Linked DNA regions of Mus musculus: regions 2 and 3 are each linked to region 1. The links are chromatin loops, found by intact Hi-C in ENCODE. Cell type or tissue: gastrocnemius. All regions are shown on one strand. Region 1 overlaps Gm30125 (a long non-coding RNA gene). Region 2 has its middle 24 kb from the start of Setd7. Region 3 holds the start of Gm16206 (a long non-coding RNA gene).

Evidence for each region. A loop is a pair of places that touch in the nucleus more often than their neighbours do. Peaks named below come from ENCODE experiments on the same cell type or tissue, not always from the same donor. Only the 100,000 strongest peaks of a DNase experiment are listed, where the experiment ranks them.
Region 2: it touches region 1 in a loop (5-fold over the local background); 18 of 42 quality-filtered maps call a loop at or near these places.
Region 3: it touches region 1 in a loop (4-fold over the local background); 18 of 42 quality-filtered maps call a loop at or near these places.

Annotation. Positions count from the first base shown.
Region 1 is chr3:52,238,927-52,246,926 of GRCm38, forward strand. All of the region lies in intron 1 of Gm30125 (a long non-coding RNA gene), which reads left to right. Among named protein-coding and RNA genes, the nearest start is that of Gm30125, 5.5 kb to the left of the region's middle. In gastrocnemius, CTCF peaks have their summits at 3,748 (motif pointing left), 4,879 (motif pointing right) and 7,727 (motif pointing left); DNase peaks (open chromatin) are centred at 3,734 and 4,900.
Region 2 is chr3:51,580,376-51,588,375 of GRCm38, forward strand. No RefSeq gene overlaps it. Among named protein-coding and RNA genes, the nearest start is that of Setd7, 24 kb to the left of the region's middle. In gastrocnemius, a CTCF peak has its summit at 3,382 (motif pointing right); a DNase peak (open chromatin) is centred at 3,392; H3K4me3 peaks cover 282 bases; H3K27ac peaks cover 306 bases.
Region 3 is chr3:53,447,247-53,455,246 of GRCm38, forward strand. Nhlrc3 (NHL repeat containing 3) reads right to left here. Exons shown (of 7, transcript NM_172501.2): 6 at 6,296-6,408; 7 at 4,750-5,403. The coding sequence ends at 5,151. Gm16206 (a long non-coding RNA gene) reads left to right here and starts at 5,373. Exons shown (of 2, transcript XR_001783836.1): 1 at 5,373-6,808. In gastrocnemius, a CTCF peak has its summit at 1,207 (motif pointing left); DNase peaks (open chromatin) are centred at 983, 1,192 and 3,616.

The DNA of each region.
Region 1 (8,000 bases):
TCGATAGCCAGCCTCAACAACCTGTAATGAGCACCTTGCAATACCAGAGCAGAGGTTCCAGTGCCTATGGCCCCTGCAATACCTATACCTAAGAGGGTGGACGGGACAATGGCAGCTATGGGTTCCCTTTTGCATCATACATGAGACCCAGGAGTGAGATGATTAAGGACATCTTCTCCTGAATGATACATTATCCCTGGGATGTTTTGTACCAGGTCACAGAAATCAGGGGAGGCATTTAAGACTCCAGGGTGAATGCATGGAATTAGACCAGTAGAGCATGCCCACCCCATGCTCTCAGGAGGACCCAAGTACCCTGAACCTATCCAAGTTACTGTGGTGTTACATAGGTGGCACACAGAAATACCTATACAGAGCCTTTGTCTCGAGAGCGACTGCAAAGAAGTCCAGCTGGGACCCTCTCGCTGCCATCTGCATTGCTGAGGTTCCGGATAATGTTCTGTTATAGAGGAGTTAAGGGCTAGCCCATCATAATATAGAGAATTGGCATCCAAGCATAGCCAACAGTCCTCAGTAAGATCTGTGTAAGACTGATTGAGCCATTGGCAGGTGGCTTTGAGATGTAATGGGCCAGGGACTCTCTGTGGGGAGGTTCGGACATGGATTTGTCCATGTCGTGTGGTGGTGTCAGTGGATAGGATTGTTTGGGCGGCAGAGGCCAAGACCTAGGCCTATAGGTGCAGGTTGTGTAGGTATTTCTTATCTAGTTTGGTAGTAAAGGGGCTGCCATTTCCCAGTCTATCTTTGTCATAAATTCAGAGCCCCCAGGTTTTCCTAATTCCCATCTGTTAGCCTCTTCCCCCAAGTCTGCAAACCTAATGAGGACAGGGTTGCACTGCCCAGTGTCCGTGGCTGATTTGGTCATCAGACTTTCAGCTTACTCAGTTGAAGTCCATTTTGATAGACGGATCCCACCAAATGTGTTCCATACTCACAATCCCAGGAAGAGCAGAAGGATTCAGCTCCCCCACATTGTCACTGCCAGGTCTTATGGTTTTTGTACCCCAGGCAAACATAGAAGAGATGTGTGCTGAGAAATCCATCAGCCCAAGAGAGCCATGTAGGTTAGCCAGGTCGGAAGTGGAGGTTGGGGAGCCAGGTACAGAGGGGTGCAGTCTTGATCTGCTGGTGGACAATGTCACCAGAAGAGTCCAGGTTAGGTTCCAGGGCTGGTGAGGGCAAGAACCAGAGAATGAGCCAGCAACTCCTGAAAGCAAGATGCAGACAGCACATGTCAGGAGGCTTAGAAGTGCTGGAACGTGAGTGTTAGTGGGTTTCCTTAGTCTCTGAAGGACATCTCGTGGAGACGTTCCCTGAGTCTGGATGTGACATAGACAAGCATGGGATGTATCCAGGTAGCAATCCTGTCAACCTTGAGGGTAGTGTGTTGTTAGGGCCACGATGTTGGGTCCTTTCCAGCAAGGGCTTTAGGGTTTCCTTTCGGTGCCTTCTCGGGAAGATCCAGTCTCCAAGGGCAATAGTGGTGGGGAGTCGGAGTTGGCGCAGCCTCATAAATGGGCTTCGTGTGAGGCCATCGCTTTTTTCAGGTGTGGGCTAGATGTTCAAGAGAGTCAAGTAAATGGTGATCATCAATTTCAGCTAAGACTTCAGATTTTAGGTTAGGTAAAATGGGAGGGGGCCCTTCCAAACATGGTTTCATAAACCCAATGTATAGGATGTGTTTTGAACCCTATTAAAGGCAAAGGGGAGGAGACCCACCCAGTCCCTGCCAGTCTCTATGGTTAATTTAGTAAGGGTCTCTTTTAGAGTTCTATTCACCCTCTCTACTTGTCCTGAGCTTTGGGGCCTGTAAGTACAATGTTGTTTCCAATTTTCTCCAATGGCTTTAGCCATCCTCTGTGTTACCTGAACTGTGAGGGCAGGTCCCTTGTCAGAGCTTAGGAGGGCTGGCATTCTATACCTGGGAAGCACCTCCTGTAGTATCTTCTTGATCACTATCTGTGTCATTTCATGCCTGGTGGGGTAGGCCTCAGTCCATCCTGGAAAGGTGTCTACAAGCACTAGCAGGTACCTGTAATCATATTTCCCTGGTCTTAACTCGGTAAAGTCCATTTCCCAGCGGGCACCAGGTTTGGCACCCTGCCGTCGGAGCCTTTACCCTTTGGCTCGTTATCTGCATTAGTGAGCTTGCAACTCAAGCATTTGGAAGCAGGCTGCTCAGTCGGGGACCTGAGGGTGAGGCTCTTTAGGTCCACCTTTCTTATCAGGTCCTCAGTTTGGAACCCAACAGGGTTGTCCGGTGTATGTGTTAGAGCAGACTGGCTGCCAAATTGCTGGGCAAGATTATTTTACAGTCTCCGATGAGCCACCAGCCATCCGGCTTATGGGACATAGGCAGTTTGTGAGTAGAGATAACATAGAGTATTGAGGCTTATCTGGTAGGACTGGAGCTCCTGGGTCAGGCAGTTGGAAAGTCAAAGCTGCTATAGGAGCTGCTGCCTTGGCTGCCAAATCTGCCCTGGGATTGATTACCCTTTGCCTCAGGCATAGTTCCTTCATGCTGGCCTGGTTGGTATGTAATAATCATTTTTTTTTTAAACAAAGAGTCTCTAACAGGTTTAGCATCTCCTGTGTGTTTTTAATAATCTTTCCTTCGGCTGTCAGGAATCCTCTTTCTTGGCCCCATGAACATACAGGCTATCTGTATAAATGTTGAGTCTTTTGCCTTTTTCCAATTTGAGGGTTTCTGGTAGAGCTATAAGTTCAGCTTGTTGTGCCGAAGTGCCGGGTGGCAGGACAGATGCCCATACAGTTTCTGAGTCTTCTAACACTGCTGCCCCCCATATACTTTTGTCCAGTCACACACAAAGCTGCTTGAACCAAGTAGCTTCTACATTCGGCAGCAGCCGGTTCCATAGGTGTTTCCTGAGTCTGTGCACCTGGCTTGGTATCCCTGCATAATCACGTAGTGGAGTCTCCAAATCTGAGTCTGGTAACAGAGAGGCTGGGCTCAGGGCAGCACTTGGTAGAAAATGGATACACAGGGCAGGGCAGGGTGTGGGGTAGCAGCAGGCTTTCGTGAGTCATGCATGCATTGCTTATCCATCAATCTGGGGGTTGAGAACCCCTTCAATGGATGGGGAGTGGTAATGTAGAGTTCTTGCCCCAGAGTCAATTTATCCATGTCCTTGACTAGAAAGGCTGTGCAGGTGATAGTTTTCAAACAAGAAAGCCATCCAGAGGCCAGAAGGTCTAATATCTTTGAAAAGTATTCTGGGGCCTAACGTTTGAGCGAGCTATGTCTTTGCCTTTAGCCATGTCTTTGCCTTTAGCTATACATAGCTGGAAGGGCTTGGTAATGTCAGGTAGCCCTAGTGTGGGAGTCGTTAATAAGGTCTTTTTGAATCTATTGAAAGTGCTTTTCTGGACTCTGTCCATTGGAAGGCCTCCTTTTCCTTGATGGCCTCGTAGAGGGGCTTCGCCAATTATGCAAAATTAGGGACCCAAAAGTGGCAGAACCCTGCCAACCACAAGAAATCTCTGACCTTCCATTTTGTGATGGGTGGAGGTCTTCAAAATGATCTCTTTTTGGACCTCCGATAGCCATAGAAGCTATCTTTTAGGCTCCCTTTTAGGATGTATCCCAAGTATGTTGCCTCTTATTGGCAGATTTGCGGATGCCCCATAGCCTAATTTCCCCAGTGCCATTAACAGGGCCTCAGTACTCCGTTGACATTCTTTCATGGTCTCTGCTGCCACCAAGAGGTCAACTACATATTACAAGAGGGTGATACTGGGATGTTTCTGCCTATACTGACTCAGAGCCTCCTCAAAGATGGTTGGATCCTTGTGGAAGTCTGCCCCATGTTATTTGTCCATTGAATCCTTTTTTGGGGGTCATGCCACTCAAAGACAAACAGAGGCTGGCTCTAGGGGGGCTAAGGGCAGGCTAAAGAAAGCATCTTTGAGGTCCAATATTGTATACCCACTCTTGGAAGGTTATGACAAATTCAGGAGGGTATATGGGTTTGGTACTGTAGGCTCTATGTTCATTACTCTACTCTTTACTTCTCTGAGGTCCTGAACTCGTCTATAGTCATTGTAGTTGGGCTTCTTGATGGGAAGGAGGGGCGTATTCCATGGGTACTAGTTTGCCAAGTCCCTGAACCTTCTGATGTGGGATATGATACCCGCTTTGGCTTCTTGGGGCATTGGATAGTGTCTTATTTGGACAGGAGTTGCCCCTGGTTTCAGTTCAATCCAAATGGCAGCCCTATGGGCCGCCAACCCTATTCCTCCAGTTTCTGCCCAAGTCAAGGGGGATTTGGTCAACCAAACTGAGATCTCATTTGGGAGAGAGCTTGGTCTTTGTAAAATCTGTATTTATCTTCTAGAGACAGGGTGAGTATGCGAATGAGGTGCCCTCTGGGATCTGTGACAGGGGTGGCTCTTTGATCAAAGGAGATCTGGGCTCCTATCTTGATCAGCAACTCTTTCCCCGGGAAGGGGTAGGGGTAGTCTGGTATGATTATGAAGGAGTGGGCTACTGCCCCATTCTGAGATGAACTGTTCTTCGAGTAGTCCATGTATATTGATTCATACCAGTGGCCCCTTATACATGGGATTTCTTTGAGGACAATTTGCCATGGGATTGGATTAGGACTAAATATTGTATCCCTGTGTCTCCTAAGAAATTAATGAGTTTTCCCTCCACTTTAAGGGTTACTCTGGGTTCGGAGAGGAGGGGTCTGAACCTCGTCCCCTCTAGTCACTAAATTCTTCCAACTCGAAGACCTACAAGATATCTCTTTGGAGGTATCTTCTGGCAGTCTTTGACCCAAAGTCCCATCTCCTTACAGTTCTCTTGGAGCCTTGGCTTCCTCTCTTCATTTGCCAGCCACGAGATGGCGCAGTTGGTGGTTTTTTTCTCGGCGAAGGAATCTGCTGCTGTGGCCAGAAGTATCATGGCCAAGTTTTGAGTTTGTGGCTCCCTGGTGGTGGTCACGGCTCGTAACTGTTTCTTCTCAAGTGTTTCTCTGTTGTTGTACACTTTCCACCAGCAATTCCTGCTAACTCTTGTCCTCTGGTCTGTCTATTCTCTGCAATTTGCACCTGATATCAAGGGCAGCCTGATTCACAAAGGCCATAATGACTACTGATTTCTTCTTTGGTGCCTCTGGATCTGGGGGTGTATAGGTACGATAGGTCTCCACACTCCTTTCTAGAAAGGCTGCAGGTGATTCTATCCTTTCCTTTTGCACATTATGTACCTAGGCCAAATTATGTACCTAGGTCAGTGTGCAGCACTCTGAGACTCCCGTTAGAGTCTAGAGGAAGATCCAAAGCCTCTCCCTTACCTTCCTCGGAGTTAAAATTCCAGTCTCGTCTGGTCAAGGGATAGCCTACATCAAGCAGAGCCTGGCTAGTAGTAGGAGTCCCAATTGCTCCAAGAACCAATATCTGGGCCTTATTTAAAATCCTCTCTTGCTCCGGGACAGTGAAGAGGATCTGTAAGAGTAGTTGACAGTCATCCCAGGTGGGTTGGTGGGTAAAAATGACAGAATCTAATAAGTCAACTAAAGCAGCTGGTTTCTTTGAGAATTTAGGGTTCTGAAGTTTCTAGTTATATAGATCACTAGTGTTGAAGGGCCAGTATTGCATCAGTTGGTTCCCCTCATCGTCTTGTGGGCTTATTGCCCTCAAGGGGAGAACTGTGGACTCAGCCGCAGGCAGTGGAGGCAGCTGTCATTGGGCTCACCAAGGAGGGTCCTTGAGCCCCTCCTGGGGCCTCAGGGTGAGACCTTTGGTGATCCCCTAATGGGGGTCAGTAAGGCAGGGGTGAGAAGACGAAGTCCTCTTCAGTGTCAGTGTTAAGACAAGATAAAGATGGGCCATAGGGTTAGTTTCAGTTTTTCATTTCTCACTGTTTTCCAGGGTACAGCAGTGCTTGGCTTCTGTGACAGCAGCAGCAGCTTGAGCCATTTTGGTGGGGCCTGGACCAGATCCTACCAGATGTAAATCTGGTGATGTAGTTTGGGTGTCTCGGTTGTCCAGAGATGATGTCCTTGGTCCTAAAAATTGTGGGCTAGGGGCTAGCCACCTGTTGAAGGTTGGCCATTCATTCCTGCAAAAAGAAGTCTAAACCTAGACTCTAACCCTAATTTTAGAGTCCTTGAAATGGTCTAAGAACAAAGTTAAAGGACTGATCTTAGTCTGTCCCATAACATCAGCCACAAAGAAATAAGTCAGACAGAGAGCAAACAGAAGGACAACAGGCAAGAAGGCACTCAATACTCCTGGGAATCAGGTAAAAAAAAAGGGGGGGGGGAGAAGATGGTCTCACTGTGCGCTTTTGGAGTGACCAGCTTTGTCTCTTCAAGTATACTCGGGGGATCCAATTCCCTATATGCAGGTCTGGGACATCTCCCAAGTCCGGTGGCCCAGGGTTGTCCAGTGCATCTGCCTGGACTGCTTGCAGCTTGCATTAAGGGTGGAATGCTGAGACACCAAGACAGAGGACAAACATTCGGACACTCACTGGCTGGGTTTTGACTCAACAGTTCAGGGGTCCTGGGGAGTGGTGCTTGAAGATCCTGGACAAGCCTACAGATGTTATGCCCTGATCTAAGGGTCCCCAAAGACCACCAGGAGTCGAATTTGTATGCTCGAGCTTGGACCTTCAGGCCCTCTGACACAGCTAGGTAACGCAGAAGACCCCAGCACCTAAGGTTCAGCCTTTTTATTGTGGTTACAGTAGGATGAGGGACTTATCAACTTGGCAGGCACATAATTGGCTAACAATGATTTCAGTTGGCTAAAGTAATCTATCTATATCTTTCTATAGCTTCTGGAACGTTAGGTATTTTCCTGCTGGTGGCCTGTCTGGGGTGGTTCCTTCCTGGAACAGTTTATGTTTTCCCAGTAATTAGAGTTTAACCTGAGGACAGGACCTAGTGTATAAAATGGAGGGCTAGTTACAAGATGGAGTCTGTCTTGTCCAGTTGGGTCCCTTCAGTATGCGTTAACTGGTTGTGTCCCATGTTCTGGGGGCCAGCCATGGTATGCTGGCTAGGGTCCAGCTGTGGTTCTCTATCCTCTGCCTCCTCCATCTCAGGGTATCCAGATGCTGCTGCACACTGAGTGGGCTGAAAGGGTGAAGCAGAGTCTGGAACGGACGGTGTTCTGCAGGATCTGAGTCCGGCTGGTGGGAGTCAGGGGAAGACTTCTCCGAATATCTTAGTGTTACAGGTCCTTTAAGAGAAGGCCTTCTCTGATGGTCTTCCATGAAAGGACTCCCTTAAACAGTCTCAGCGTGTGTGCATACCTATATGCAGGGTGAGCGTGTATACACACACTCCATTCGAGGTGAACCAGGGGTGTATATGGACCTTGGAGAGTGGGCGGGAGTTTTCAGAGTAAATGAAAATCATTGGCTAGAGTTTTAAAGTTCTGTGGATGCCTCATTGGATTCCAGGAATCCCATACTTGCTGGGTGGTTCCTATCTCTTAGGAGAAAAGAGGAAGTTGAACTTGTAGGTCTATGGAGAACTACTTGACCTTTTTCCAGATAGTGTGGGGAGTCAGGATCCCCAGACAAGGTCAGATGAGCTATCTGGTCACCACAGACTGTGACCTCAACTAGCAGGGTTTCCCCATAATAGCTCAGCGCACTTGCTGTTCTTCCAGAGATCCTAAATTCAATTCCCAGTAACCACATGGTGGCTCACAACCTTCTGTAATGGGATCTGCTGCCCTCTTCTGTCTGATGCCCGTTTCTGTCACACAGACATAATGCAAATAGAATACTCATGTAGGCAAAGAAATAAATCTCTAGAAAGAAGCACTTTGGGGTTTGCAGATGAGCATCCTGAGTGGCAAGCACGGTGATTAGGAGGCTCCCGGGGAGAGCTGCCACATAAACTAGCATGTAAACTAGTAAAAATAGAAAAAAAAAATAATGCCATCTAAACCTTCCAGGAGCCTGGGAGTCCCATCAGGCGAAATCCAGTGTAGTTGCT
Region 2 (8,000 bases), 660 kb before region 1:
GAGTGTCAGCCTTGATTAACATTACAGGGTCAACTCCTTTTCTCCCAGTAAGGACCCGTTCAGCTAACCCATGAGATTCCTAGGCTGTCTCTCCATGCTAGCGAGGCATCTCTGTACCGCAAGCCTTCAGCCTTTGCCCACCCAGGGTATTCCTGCCTCCAAAACTATGCAATCCTTGAATCACTCCAGGTAAAGTTGACCCATCTTCCCGAAGCTGGCCCTGGTCACTGTCATATGTACTCACAGGGCTTCGGAACCCCCTGTATGTCTCCTCTGCTCTATTTGGCCTCCTGGATCAATGTCAGCCAGTGGTGCCCAGGGGCAGGGTGGGTCACAGGAACCATAAGTAGTGGGTATGTGCACTATTTAGTAGAACTTTTTTTTTTTTAACTCTTTCTTGTTTTTCTCAAGAGAAAAAAAAAAGGCAATTAATTTGATAACACCACAGCGTTTACAGTCTAGCAGAGCCAAACACTGCTCATTGGTTGACAGCTAAGGACCAGTAAGTGTCTGGGTCCTGGAAGGGTATGCCTTAACTCTAGAGCGGTCTAAGATTTCGGCTCTGTTCATTTCCTCTGGTTTCTTCTCTTCCTTCTGCCCTCCGTTTCTTCTTCCTTTGTTGGTTGTTGTGGGATTTCTTTCCTGCCTAAGATTGGTCTGCTTGGGATGTCTGCTTCTATTTGAATGAATTTTGATATTTTGCATTTTTCTGCAGAACCGTTCATTGTGAGGGGCTGGGAGATGGTTCAGTGGGCGAGTACTGGCTGAGTACCTCCTGAGTTTGGGTGCTGGGGAAAATCCATGTAAGCTGAGCATGGCTGTCTTCCTCTACTGCTCTGACATAGGATCTCTCACTGGACCTGTAGCTCACCAGTGGGCTAAACTGGCTGGCCTTAGAGCCCTTGAACCCTCCTGACTCTGCCTTCCAGCCATGGGGAGAGCACTTACAACTCTAATTTTATACGTGGGGATAAACTCAAGTCCTGGTGCTTGTTGTGGCAAGCTCTCTTTACACACTGAGCCATCTCTCCAGCCCACAAATGATTCCTTTTGTAAGAATTGTACTTTGTGGGTAATAGCACAGACTGCTCTTCCAAAGGTCCTGAGTTCAAATCCCAGCAACCACATGGTGGCTCACAACCACCCGTAATGAGATCTGATGCCCTCTTCTGGTGTGTCAGAAGACAGCTACAGTGTATTTATGTATAATGATAAATAAATCTTTGGGACTGAACAAGTGGAGTTGACCAGAGTGAGTGGGGCCAACTGGAGCAAGCAGAGGTCCTAAAAATTCAATTCCCAGCAACCACATGAGGGCTCACAACCATCTGTACAGCTACAGTGTACTCACATACATAAAATAAATAAATCTTTTTTAAAAAATGACGCTTTCTTATATGTGTACACGCCACTGCATTTTCGCAATCTCAGCTTAGAGTATTGTCCTTTTTTTTTCTTGATTAGGCTAGCAGATATGTATATATGTACACACACACACACACACACACACACACACACATATTCACCATTGCTGTTCTTTTGCTTTGTTTGGTTTCCAGGGATCCATCCCTTCCCTCCTACACCTCACCCCCTCTTCCCTTCCTTTCTTCTGCCTCACTGAGTAACACTGGCCGGGAACTCACTCTGTAGACCAGGCTGGCCTTGAAGTCAGAGATCCTTCTGCCTCTGCCTCCCAGATGCTGCGATGGATGGCGTGTGCCACCACTGTCCAGCTTAGATTATTTAAGATATCCAAAAACATTGTAAATGCCATGCAACAGTTATTCTACTGTAATGTTTAGAGAATGGTGGTGACGAATCAGGATACGGTCAGCACCACGGCATCCCCCAAATCTTGTCAATTATAGTTGGATGCACAGATGCAGAACACACGGGTATAGGTATGACTGACTAGAGTGTTAGTTCTGCCTTTCTGTTTTCCTTAGACTTTAAAACTTTTTTTGAGTTGAATAATTTTCTTCAGGTTCATTCTTCTTAAATAATTTTTAAGTTAGTATTATTTATTTACTTGTTCCTGTGTTTGTTGATTTGTGTTGTTCCGTGGGGCACACGTGGAGGTCAGAGAACAGTTATGGGAACCTTATAGGAGTCAGTTCTTTCTTTTTAACTGTGTGACTCCTGGGAACTGAACTGAAAGGTTGGCAGGGTGGGCCTTTACCTGAGCCGTCTTGGCAGCCCAACAAATGATTTTGAGAGTTTGGGTTTTCCTTTTAAGACAGACAGACAGACAGACAGATACAATCTCTGATTATATTTCACAGGTTTTAATAAGTAGGATTTTCCTTATTATTTGCTAAATGATCTGGCCTTTTGTCTTTATTCATGGAAATGGAGGATTTTTAGACACAAATGATCCATCATCTTTAAGCCTTGCTGTTGGGTGATGCTGGCCTGGATGCTACTTCTTTTTCTCGAGGCTTCTGCAGATTAAAACCAATAAAGCCTTTTAACAGAATTCCTGTGTCGTGTGTGCTCAATAAGGCTAAATTGCCCTTCTCTGCAGTTTGGGAGGAAATGGAATTGGAAGATGGAACTCCGAGTCCTAACTCTGCCACTTTTTATTGGTAACCAAATAAATAACGCGATTTGAGCCTGGCTTCGTGTACAGCTGTAAGGCTGCTCTGTGTTCTCTTCTGTGCAATTTAGGGCTGCGAGGAACTTGGAATTAGTTTCAATTAGGCTGGCTTAATGATTTCTAGGCCCACTTGTTAGTTGAGTCAGCTTGGCCTTGGGACCTGGAGATGCTGAGTACAGCTCTTGCCGCAGTCAAGCTGATGCCGTGGCTTCCTTGTATCTTCCTGCTCCACACAGAGGAGAAAAACATCCAGACGACCCTGGGCGCTCATTTCCTCCATCTTCTTAGGATAGGCCCTAGGGTTGGCTGGAAGAGATGGTAGCCTGGTGTCAGAGCAGGCTCTGTGGAGACTCTTCCAGGAGGGGCAAAGCTCTCCTGTCACAAAGGTCTCTCCTGCTCAGTTTTCTGGTTGATTTGGCATTTCCTGTCCACAGACTTGGAGATTGTCTTGGCTGTCTCTCTGGTGTGGCTGCCTTTCTGTGACAGGGACCTTACAGCTGCCATAACATGGCTACTTCTTTGCCTGTAGGTTTTCAACACCTGTCCTGCTTGTACAGCCCATATGATTTGATGGCCACAGAGACATACTTTACACCTATGGTGTCTTATAATCCCATAACAGATGATACTATGGAAACGGTGGAAACACCCGGTGCTCAGAAAACACCAGAAATTCCCCCTGAAAGAAGCAGAGAAATAAGTAGAACTCCAACTGCTTTGGTTTGACCCAGGATTTCAACTCCAGGGAGCCATTCCCATCCTAGACTTCGCGGTTTTCCTGTAGGTGGCGCTAAAGGGTCTGATTCCACCAGAGTCTGTTTCTTATGACAAGATTACAGCAGAGGAAAGTGTATGGAACACCATTTCTTCTTTGTCCGCTAGCCCCACGAGGGTGAGCGGCAGCCCCGAGGTAACATGGCGATGCCACAGGAGAAAATTAACATACGGTGATGAAAATATACTTCTTTGAGGAGTGATTTAATTCTAGACAGATTCTGCTTACACAGTCTCAGAAGAGGCAGGAACAAGTGTACAGCCAGCAGCAAGGCCGTCCCTCGAGGTCCCAGTGTGGAGATGAGGTAACCCATGGCTTCTCCACCCCTCACTGCTCCTTTGATAGTTATTTCCTTGATTTCATAGGGTAATTGTGGGCCCTGCAATATCTGAATGTTCCTCAGCTTCCTGTTGACTGTAGGAAATAATTTGTTGGTGTCTGGCTGTCGGAAGTCCCCTGCGAGGCACATCTGGTTTTCAAAGGATCGACAGTGTGCGAGACCTCCCACTCTTCCTCACAGCAGTCTTACCCCCCACCCCCCTTAGTGCCTGCCATTCAGAATGTAAGCCATCAACTCCCTGTTCTTGCCACCGTGTCTGCATCTTGATGCCATGGTTCCCTGCCTTGGCAGACTCTTATGTTTTTCTTCTGTGAGTTGTCTGTTTGTGGTGGGGTGTCATAGCAATGGAAAAGAGACCGACATGCTCCACACGCTGTCTTCTGAGACCCGCTGGAGCACACGTTAACACATTCCCATCTTCTCTTCCTAGCTCAGCAAAAGAGGGATTCTCTGGAGTCCAGGTCACTCCCCAACGAACATTCTCCTTGGACTCAACTTTCGTTTGACTTATATGCTTGCCTTAGGGCAGCCAGAGTGATAATGGATGTCTGTGTGTACACTTTCCCAGGGGATGCAGGGGATGGTGATGCAGGGCGAATGGAGCTCTTGTAACTATGTGTCAGTTAGCTTCCATTGTAACAAGAACATAATTTAAGGGAGGAAGGGCTGGATCCACGGTTTCTTGGCTCTGTTGCTTCTTGGCCCCCACATAATCAGGCAGCATAGCATGAGCATGTGGCAGAACAAAGTGGGTTAGCTCTCAGATAGCAGTGTGCACTGGTGAGAGTGTCCTAAGGGAAAGGCATTCCTCCACAGATCAGCCTTCTCCATCCAGGCCCCACCTCCCAGGAGTCCACTCATCTAAGGTCTGTCAGTAAACTAATCCACTGTAGAAGTTACTGCTTTCCTGGTGTTTGCAAGCTCCGCTCAGAACTCACTGGCTGGCAGCTGGCAACTGAAGGCTGCTCGGGTCATAGCATGTGCAGCTGTGCCCTTCTCTCCATCTTAGCATGGATCCTGGGTACAGGGCCCAGGCTAATAGACTTTAAGCTGGACCTTGCTGCTGCGTATGATGGAGACACAGCAACCAAATGGCCCGCTCTTCTCCTATATCCTCCAGATCATACATTCCTTCTTCCAAATGCAAAACCTCCCCTCGTGCCTCTGGCAGCCAGCAATCAGAGACAGCCAAACTGCGAGTATCACAAATTATTTATCAATGAAGTGGCATGGTGTTGCCTGTGCCCTGGACTACTTGATGCTCCACCTTACCTGCCCTTGGGAGTTGGAGGTGAGGTGGTGCAGACTCCCATAGCAGGTGAGAGATGCCACAGAAAGCTCATCTGCTGCAAGCTCCCTTTCATACCCTCCACCAGCAGCACCCCACTGGTCCCCAGAAAGCATCTCTTTTAAACTGCAGTTCCCGATTGGCTGGCATTGTCTGTGTCAGCAATCCTTGGTCTCTCAGGCAGTCCTCAATCAGGTCCTCTTGTAGGAGATGTGGCTGCGAGGCCTCTGGCTTTTATGCCACTCTTCCTCCTACATCATGGAACCTAGCCTTCCCTGGGAATCTGTAAGGAGTCCCTTTCCCTAACACTGCCACATGGAATCCTGTCATGTTTTCTCTGTGGCATTAATATCTCTTCTAGTAAATCTTTGCCTAAATAGCAATCTGGCTCAGTGTTCCTTGTGAGTCCTGATTCCCAAACATCCAGCCTCAAGCATTGAATCCGTGAGCCTTTTAAAACATTTTATACCCAAACCACAACACACTGCAAAGCTGTACACCTCGGGCTCCTGAGTTGGAAGGGGTGATAGGAACTGAGAAGAAGTTGATAGAGGACAAGAAAGATAGAGTGAAGATAGAGTGACCTCATGGCAGAGAAGTAATATGGTTCCAGGATTTCCCAAGCTGCTTTCTTTAAAAATTTTTTTATTACATTTTATTATTTTGATGGTGGTGGTGGTGGTGGTGATGTGTGTGAAGAGGTCAAAGGACACCTTGCAGGGATTGGTTCCCTTCTTCTACTGTGTGTGTACACCAGAGATGGAACTCAGGCCCACAGACCTGCTATCAGGTGCTTCAAACCACTTCGCCATCTTACCTGCCCTTCCTAGATTTCTAAAAACTATACTTCACAGTTTGAAATCTAGGATCTGTGACTTTCAGTGATTCCTTGGTACAACTCAAACAAGGGGAGAGCGTTGATCTCATCAGACTGCCCCAGCTATGAAAGGAGTTTTGTGTCCGCTGTACAAATGCCATTTAAATCTATTCATTTCCTGCTCTGTTCATTCCTGAGTCATTCATTTGAGCCTTCTAATATAACCTGGCTCCCCAAGAGGCTGCCCCTAAGCGCTGCTCCTCTTAACAGAACTCCAGGAATTCCAAAGATAGTTCAATTTGGCATTTTTGGGGGGATGTTCCCCAAGGAAATATTAAATCAGGTTTATCTCTCACAGCAAAATAATAAATGTTTTCTAGTGTATAAATTAGTCTCCTGACAATTCGGCTATAAATACACACAGTAGAGCTTGAACTAAGAAAATTGAGCTTATTTTTAACAGCAGGTCAAATAGTTCTTCCTCAGAACATTTATCTTTAACTTTTCAAAAGCAATTTTATGGCATTCATTCATTCATTCATTCATTCATTTAGTGCCTAGTATGTATAATGGCTTCTTGTAGGTACATCATTGAGCAGATCAACAAAACTCCTGTGGGTTTTTTTTTTTTTTTTTTTTTTTTTGCTTTTGTGAAGATAGTATCTTGGAACATTATGTGTGTATTTATTTGTTTGGGTGATTACAAATACATTTTTTTTTACATTTACATGTGTGTGTGTGTATGTAAGACAGACAGCGAGAGAGAGAGAGAGAGAGAGAGAGAGAGAGAGAGAGAGAGGGAGGGAGGGAGGGAGGGAAGGAGGGAGAGAGAGAGAGAGAGAGAGAGAGAGAGAGTGAGTTTGGGGGTCAGTTCTCTCCTATCATATGAGTTCCAGAGTACAAACATGGGCCATCAGGGTTGATGGAAGGTGACCTTCCTCTGTCAACCACCTCACAGGTCTTAAAGCTATTTTTAAACTAATACTAAGGACATCAAAGCTGCACATACGAACAGGACACCGAGTCTGATTAATTTGATCATCCCATTTTCCCTTCTTTTGTAAGACTCACATGGATGGGGCCGGTGTTGCTAGTGACTGTCTAGTTCTCACACAGGGCCAGGTCGTAAATAGACACTCAAATATTTAAAGAAAAAAAAATAAACCAAGCTCTCAAGGCTGTGTAATATTACATTGGATCTCCAGTGATTGATCCTCTGAGCCTACAGCTACTGTGCAGGCTTAGACATTACTCATGGGCATTGATGGTTTGCTCCAAGGTCTCCGGCAGTCAGTTTTTGAAGGGGCAGGAAATGACAGTGATGGTCAAGCAAAGGGTGGCCCCAAGTTTAGCTTTCTTGGGCTGTTCCCCGAGCATGGTGCTCTGTGAGTTCTAGATTGGGGGCTAACCAGCCAGCCAGCCGGAGGATGTGGGAGAAGCATAGGCTATTCTAGTAGAACCAGGATGAGTTGGCAAGGCAAGAGCTTCCCACCCAACTCTGTCCACACCCCTGCATTGTCTGCACTGAACTGGTGAACCAGTAGTTGCTGGTTTCAGAATCTGAGGCTTGGAGCAGCAGCGGGGAGAGAAACCTGCTCTAGAGACATCCGAGGCAAACCTAGAGCCGAGATTCTGTGCACTCAGCTTTCCAAGTGCAGTCAAGCACATGCATGCATAACAATCAAGTATGGCAGAGACCGGTCAGGCAAGCCTTTGAACTGGCTGGGCCTCTGCTGTGGCAAGGGTGACGAGGTGAATGGGTCAGGACTTGGATGGCAGCAAGGGCAGAACTCTAAAACCCAGCTCCAATGGGGTGACCCAGGAGCAAAGAGCCACGATTTGCTGCTGGAGTTATCTCAAGTTGGGAAGTTCCTCTACTCCCCTCTAGGGGAGGAAAACCATGACTTTGTTTTGGGCCTCATTCATAGCTATCCCCAGCCACGGGTTAGGCACACCTGCTTGGATGATGCTGACCTATGCTAGACCAGGCAAGCCTGTTGTTACCCAGGCTCTGTTTCAGGAGAGTGCAGGGGAGGGAATATGTGAAAGAATGGAGATTTCTTTTTCTCTCTTCTCTTCTCTTCTCTTCTCTTCTCTTCTCTTCTCTTCTCTTCTTTCTTTCTTTCTTTCTTTCCCTCTTTCTTTCTTTTTTCCTTTCTTTTTTCTTTCAGACAGAGCCTTGCT
Region 3 (8,000 bases), 1.2 Mb after region 1:
ACTTTTAAAGTGTTCAAATTTGTAAAGACGGTGGGACTTTCAAGTGTGTGCTGTGGTTTTTATTTGTGATACTTATTAATGTGTGATATTGCGAGTAAACAAGAAAGAAAACGTGATGTCTTAACAGTAATGTGTTTGTGTGTCAACTTGACAAGGGATCAATCTGGTGAGCTACTATTTGTGGCAACTTGACACAGCTATAGTCATTTGATAGGAGGGAACCTCTGTTGAGAAAATGCCTTCCTAAGATTGGACTGTAGATAAACCTGTATGTAGAGCAATTTCTTAATTGGTGATGGACTGGGGAGGATCCAGTCCATTGTGGCCCCGTGGTCCTGAGTTCTGTAAGAAAGCAGACTGAGCAAGTCATGGAGAGAAACCTGATGAAGAGTGATATGGAGGCGGCGCTGAATCAGACACTGTTTAACTTAGACACATTAAGACACTTTTCAACTTCCATCCAACTCTACGTATAAAAGAAAGAGCTGGGGGCTGGAGAGATGGCTCAGGGGTTAAGAGCACTGTTTACTCTTCTAGAGTCGTGAGTTCAATTCACAGCCACCACATAGTGGTTCATAACCATCTGTAATGAGATTTGATGCCCTCTTCTGGTGTGCATGAAAACAGTGACAGCGTATTCACGTACATTAAATTAATTAACTAATTAATTAAAAGAAAGAGCCATGTGTTATGAAGTAATTACTTTATGCCATAAACTCATATGATGGCTAAGGGCCAGGCAGAGGAATAATTTGGCCTTTTAAATAATCCACTTTTCTTGTTTGTAAAATAATCAACCAGCCCAAGTAACAAGCCTCAAAGACCCGATCAGCAAGACTAATCCACCACATTCATGCCCATGAATTCCCTATGTCTGGATTACTGAAAACTGTTCAAACTTTTTCCCTTTTACTTGTAGAAAAACAAATGAAGTCAGAACAATGTTCAACTGCTGGAACTGTGCCAGGTGTACAGCAGCTTCCTTGGAATATAAGTATTCTATACAGACAAAGGAAAGTATAGTAATTATACTATAGAGACAAAGGAAAGTATAGTAACTATACCATAGAGACAAAGGAAAGCACACGGGTGTTCAGCAGGGTAACTTCAGTTTTAAAGTCAAGAACACAAGGAAGCCTGGCATTGTGATTCACCAGCTAGTTCAAGATAAACCTAGGATAAAACACAGCACTCTACTGCCCTCTTTTGGGTGAAGACTGTAACATACCTACCAACTACATCTTAGGAAGTACTGCTGGTGACTGCTCTCAGGGACACTAGCCCAAAAACCTTCATGCGTGTAACTATGTTTTGTAAAATGAATAAAGCCAATAAATTTTTACATCAAAATTTTTATTTGATTATTGCTGAAAGTACACAGCTGAAAATAAAACAACCCAGCCACGTAAGCTCAGGGTTTGTTGTTGTTTGTTTTTTAATTCTGATTTAAACCTTTAAAGAGTTCCCAGTTTGATTAGCTCTCTAGTCAAACCCAAAAAACTTTTAAAACCAGAAGAAGCCCAACAAGTTGGTTCTTTGTCACCTTAGCCTTCCAGCAATGGTATATGGAGCAGTTGGTGCATGACCGTAATATAAGCGGTATTTGTTCATTATTAAACTGTAGCCATGTTTTCTCTGATTGACAAACACTCCACTTTAAAGACTTGTTCATTCTCAGAGTGGAAGGAAAGATAATCACAGCCCTTGGTCCTCTAATATAGACTAGATCCCCTCTGTGTCAAGAATAAGCCTAGGAGGCAGAGGTTTCAAGAGTTCCACTGCTACCACAAAATCCAGACTCCTGGAGCTGAGACGGCTCGGAAGAAGATTGAGTTGAGTTGTACTGTCATTCCAGCTCCAGGGGACTCCAATGCCGTCAGCCTCCACAGACATATGCATCCACGTGCACACGCCCACAAGGAGATACATACACAAATGAACACAATCCAAAACAATAGAAAGTTATAAAGCTGAGATGGCTCCCTGGATCTGAGCACTTGCTGGGTGGGCATGAGGATCTGGGCTCGAATGCTCACCCACATAGGAGCAGGACAGGCCCACAAATCCCTGTGAGCCCAGGCTGTCCTAGCTCATACAGCTCACACATCCCTGTGAGCCCAGGCTGTCCTAGCTCATACAGCTCAGCAGCCTATGCTTTATGAGACCACAGACAAAGAATATTCTTAGTGCCAGCTATGTCGTTAGCCCTGGGTTTATGCAGTGAACTTTAGTGTAAAACTGGGCTGGTATGCAACTTGAGATCTTGCTGTGGCCTCCAGAGTTGTGAGTTACAGATGTCTACCACCATGCCCAGACTCACCAAACTGAGATCTTATGGCCACTGAAATTCTTCTATTATTAAAATAACAAAACTTAAAACAAGGAGCCAGGTTACATACATTTTTCTTTGCACAACTTTAATGTTCCAATAGAAAATACAACTTTTACTTCTTTAACTCACTGATCCAGTGTGTGTGTGGGGTGTGAGATGTTTTGATTGTAAGCTCACTGACCACACAAGATAAACAAGAACAATATCTGCAGCAAGTTTTGTAAGAATCTGTAAAGAAATCATGCTGGCACTGGCCTGGAAGCTTCATCCCTACTTGCTAGCTCTCACAGTTCTAGAAGGTTCTATTTATATCACTGAAGGAGAAAATGTTCAGCAATCATAACCAGCTGTGGAGGCTGAGAGCTACAGTAAGGACTGGCCCATAAAGGTGTGTCCACTGGACCAAGAGTTGCACAAATATCATGCATCAAATTTCTGACTGGATTTAAAGCCTGTTCTAAAAGATGGAAGCTTGCTTGGCACTGCTAACTGGCTAAACACCTGTGGCTGGCAAGGCCATAGCCCCAGGGGACTATCTAATACTATGACCTGCCCCACTGTGAAGTTCTTATCTTCATACCCATGGGTTACTGCCTCTCTCAATTCTCATCACGGAAGCTTCATTTGGAATAGATGGATATTAATACAGAGATCCACAAGTGATTCGGCCTCGGAGAATAAGAGAATGTGAACTGACAGGCTCTAAATAGGACATCCTTGAAAGCCTCGGGGACTACTGCAGAAGAGGACAGGGGTGGTAGGTGTCTGCAGCAGAACACCATCTGCTGGACTGAACCCACAAACCAGAAGTCAAAATCCCAGCACAGAGCAGGGAGGGGCTCATGAAGCCTACCACGAACTAAGAAGCTACTGGAGGTAGCTGTGGGGGACCTTTCCTAAAAGGTGACCCTGCTTCGAGGAGTGTCCTACACCATGCACATCCAGGCTGCACCGAGGTCATGGAATGAACACGTGCACGAGGCACTGGGAGGAAAAGGTGATGGAGGGTGGGAGGAACTGAAAGGGAGAGAACGCAGGATGGAACTGATCAAAACACAGTATCTACTATAAACCCTCAATAACAATGATCGAGACTAACCAGGTAAATAAAATACAGTAGAAAGAACAAAGGCAGTTCAACTAGTCTCCTCTCCTTCCAAAGGGCACCTGCATTTCCTGTCTGGTTTACCAACAAAACAAGCTTCACCTTCCCTTCTCGTCCAAGTCAACTGGGCAGCGTGACAAGCGCACGGGCCCCGTGAGGACTTGCTCTGTAGGAGCCTTGAACAGAGCCAGGCAAACCTGGCATGTGTTATAATGACGAAGGCAGTGAGAAGGCCATCTCAGAACTGTAATGCACCCCAGGCTCCATCAAGACACCTATGCCTGCTGCTCATCCAGTCCAAGCAGCGTCAGTGAGCTAGCGCAGCATCAGTGACTGAGGGAAGAACGAAGCTCCCTCGTCACTGAAGAGTAAGCTAAGGTGGCTTTTCTCAGTCAGTCTGGTGAGAGGTAGGGACACAGTTAACAGCCTTGGAATCCAGGACTCTGCTGCTGGAGGCTGGCCTTCCGCCCACACTGCACGGACCACCACCCCTGGACAGGTAGATCCAAGCCCCTCAGCTGGAGTAGGTGGGGTAAAGTGCTGTGCAAGTCAAAGTCAAACTCTGGGACAGGGAGGGACACTGATAGGAGCAAAAGGGGTGGGCGACCAAAAGACCCTGATAGGATGGGGTTCTATCAAAACCTAGAATGGAGCAGAACAAACTGAAAGAACGCAGCAGCCGCATACGAAGGACATACATAGTGCGAGAGTGGGCTGCAAGGGCAGACCATTTCCATCGTCATACCTCAAGCATTTGGCACTCTTCCATGTAAATGATTCTAATTCTCCTGAAATGTCTCTGAGGTAGGTAAGTGCTAGTAATGACATGAGTTCACACTGCACAGTGGCAAGGGCAGCACTGAGGAGGGGACTTAGTGCCAGACCAGCTCTAAAACACCCGCCTGCAAATCTTCCTTTCAGTACAGTGCTTACACGCTGGCTGTTTGTTGTAGTCTTGCTTGTAAAGGGTGACATTAAATACTTTGTACCAAAAAGACCAAACCCTTTGTTGTTTTCTCGTCGGAATCCACGGGAAGTGCGTCTCAGCCCTTCTCTACCTGGACGGTTTTGTTTCCCTTTGTCACGGATCTCTTGGCCCAGGCTGCCACAGACTGCCGTCTCCATGAATCCTCCCATCCCCCCACATACACACAGCTCCTCCTGTCCTTCATGGTCCTCGCTCCTGCTGTCATCACGCCCACTTATCTCTCTATTGGACCACAAGGCTGACCACACTGCTCCCCACTTCAGAATCCTCTGGACTGGGTTGGTACCCACATGAATCAGTAACTCAGCAGCGCACCCCAACACAATCTCTTCCACAGTCTAATACACATAGGCTAAACCAACTAGTAGTTTCCACTCATCATATGAAGTCACCCAGGAACCCAGAGAGAGTTAATCGATGCAGGCAAGCAGCTTGGTTACAACCACAGTTCCCGTCATGGCCCCATTTTAGAACTGCATTTCTTCCTTTAAAAGGTGCTTCTGTGAAGATGTAGCCCCTGCTAGGGCAGCCGCCTAGCACTTAGGAAGTGATGAGTTCAACTCCCAGGGCCACCAGAAAGAAACACACTTAGTTGTAAAACCAAGTCCCAAAACCACGAGAAAACATGACTCTTCATGACCCAGCAACACACTTTTCTTGCAGAAGAGGTGAAAATGACCCTGTGGCTCTGAAGTGCTACCCGAAGCTCCTCCCAGCCGGAAGCACTAAGCGCCGAAGGCAGGGGTGCGGCTGTGCCACGGGATGTATTTTTGTATTTGTTTTGCCCCAATTTCTGCTACATACACTGCGCCAGTCTTTCTGTCGACTTCCAAAAGATGTGGCAGAACCTGATCTGCCAGCTGGATAGTGCTGACCACAGAGCAGTCTCCGATGCTTCCGGAGGGTGGGGCAAGCAACACTGACAGCCTACTGAGGTTCAGCTGGGCCACAATCAAGTACTTCCCATCTGGGGTGAACCTAAGAGGAAAGAGAATTCATAATAAGGACCAAGCCTTCACTGTGTGCCCTTGGCTGTACCCTGGAGTGGACTGGCTTAGCAGCCTGGAGAGGCATGCTGCAGATTTTCAGGTTAGAGTTCATGGCTCCTGGGGCACAATGCACCTTCCGGTTCCTGAGACTGAAGCACTCCCTCAGGCAGGGAAGGATTCAGGCCGCTTTGTATTTCTCAGTAAGTTCCCTTGGAAGGCAAGGGAGCCTGGAAGCTTAACCGGACAGTTGGCCTTAGACATTAACCTTGTATAGCCTGTACAGTTGGCAAACATCTATGTATCCTGACTACAACTATATTGATCCTGGCGACTGCCATTGCATTCTACTTCTGATAAAGGTCTAGAAGATCTGATTGCTCTCAACAAAATTGCCACAGCTTAAGTGTTGCTGTGGACCCTTTAATGGCCTGGTTTCATTCCTCCTGGCCATATCAGGGGATCATGGCCCAGTACTTACTGGCAGGTAAGTGTGGGGTGCTTACACTCGCCAATGCTCAACAACAGTGGCCATCATTGTCTGAGGGGTTCTTTAATGAATTTAAATTGTATAGAATTCTGTGATAATAGATGAAGCTAAAGATATGCCTACTTTAAAACAAAACACAACATAACATAATGAAAGGAGAATTAGAAGTTGGGCGGGTTCAGCAGTGTGGACTCCGGCTGAGATCCTCCTATGATTAGGAATCTCTCAAAGGATTCGGAACTCTCAGATATCTAACCTCTTTGGACTCTTGTTTCCTTCCACTTTCCCTTGCTTAAAATCAACAATAAACACTTTAAACTTTTGGCCACTCTTCAGAAGAAGTGGGTCTCACAGCCAGCTAAAGCAAGCATTTAACACAACCAGGAGCGATTACCTCACAGCAGAAGGCCCCTCCTCTGTGAAACAGTTGTCCCATGCTCCTAACCACTCTCCAGTGTCCTTATCAAATACTTGGAGCCTCTTATTTCCTCGGTCCGCAACCCACACCTGAGAAACCAAGAAAATAATGTCAATGGGGAGAGACCCACAGCACGAGAAGAAACACGAGTAGTCTTATCAGCTGCACATACACGGTCTCAGTTAGTGCTCGGAGGACCCCAAGGAAGATGGCATCACTAAGCTCCATTTTCAGAGGGGTTACACACCTTGTCTGCAAAGCACTAGGAAGTGCAAATGCTACAGTCTAATCAACACCTGCATCAGTCAGCCTAAAGGAACAGAGCCATCGACTACATTGAACGTGGAAGCAGATAAAACCTGAGTCGTCCACACAGTGCAAAAGATCAGAGACTCTGACAGGGTGCAGACTCTCCCGTCTCTTTACGTCTCATCACCATCACTGACAACTGAAGCAGCAGCTCCTAAGCCAGGTCCAAGACAGAGCCAGGTACATACTTGTTCTCAGAGGCTAAGGTGTTGGCTCTCTCAGTGTCATTTCTAAACTTGTATCTGTTATCACTGGGATGGGTCCAAAGTACAGAGAGTCACCCATGAGGAGGAAACGTGGGCATGTTAGTAGCACAGAGGGCATAATAGGTTTAAATGCGGTTTTTATAGATTACGACGAGTTCCCTAGACACTCCTATCATAAAGCAGGGAGCTCAGACAGTTTCCTCAATAGCATTCACAGGGATCCATAGATTACAGCACAGACCACACCCCTCGCAGGTCCTTCAGAGTTCTTGGGTTTGTATAGCTTGGTGTGACCCTGACTTTATTCTAATCGGTGTGTGTGGATTCTGGTAGCCACTGGCTGTTACAGACACAGGCACAAGACAGGCTGGTGCCCACACAAGTGTCCTAAGCTGTGATGGGTTTGCTCAGGGAGATTCCTGCCTCAGATGACCAAGGAAGAAACACTCACATCTCAAGATGGAATGGTATTGCAGATTACTTTCTTTCTTCTTCAGTATTTTGACCATAGGAAAGCCTCTCTGAGAAACAATACATCCTTAACTGTGGAGTAAATTCACTTTTCGGAAAGGCTCATGGTAGTGATGAAATGAGTTAGATACAATGTGGGGAATGCCACTAAACTGTTACAGAACATCAGGGCGCGGGGCCAGGGACGTAGCTCAGTCCTAAGATGCTCTCCTGCATGTGTAAGGCCATCAGTCCTCCCCCACAGCAGCAACAACGGACAAACTAAATCACAAAGTACATGAGAATGAGCTGTCAGTTTCACAACTCAGCAATCTCAGCCTGCTCCTCTTGCTGGCCCCTAAGATCTGTCCTCACCATGAATCTCATTATATCCATATCTCTCGTGCTTTGCAAAATGGGATTTTTTTTTTTTAAAGCAAAAAATAGGGCTAGCATCAAGGAAGACACTGCATGTCAGAGGGCAGCCTGGCCCAGCACTGCATGTCCACAAGCTCACTTATTTAACACAGGCATGACCCCTCAGAGCTCGTGGTGGAGGTAAAGCAAATTCCATTCAGCAGCGCGTGCCTCAAAGCCTGCACTCTACACAGGAGCATCTGTGACGTAACAGCAGCGACTGGAATGCAAAGTACACTTCCCACAGGAAACAGGTAGCGAGTTTAAGCCTGCTGATGGGGACTTGCTTAAGACTGCTG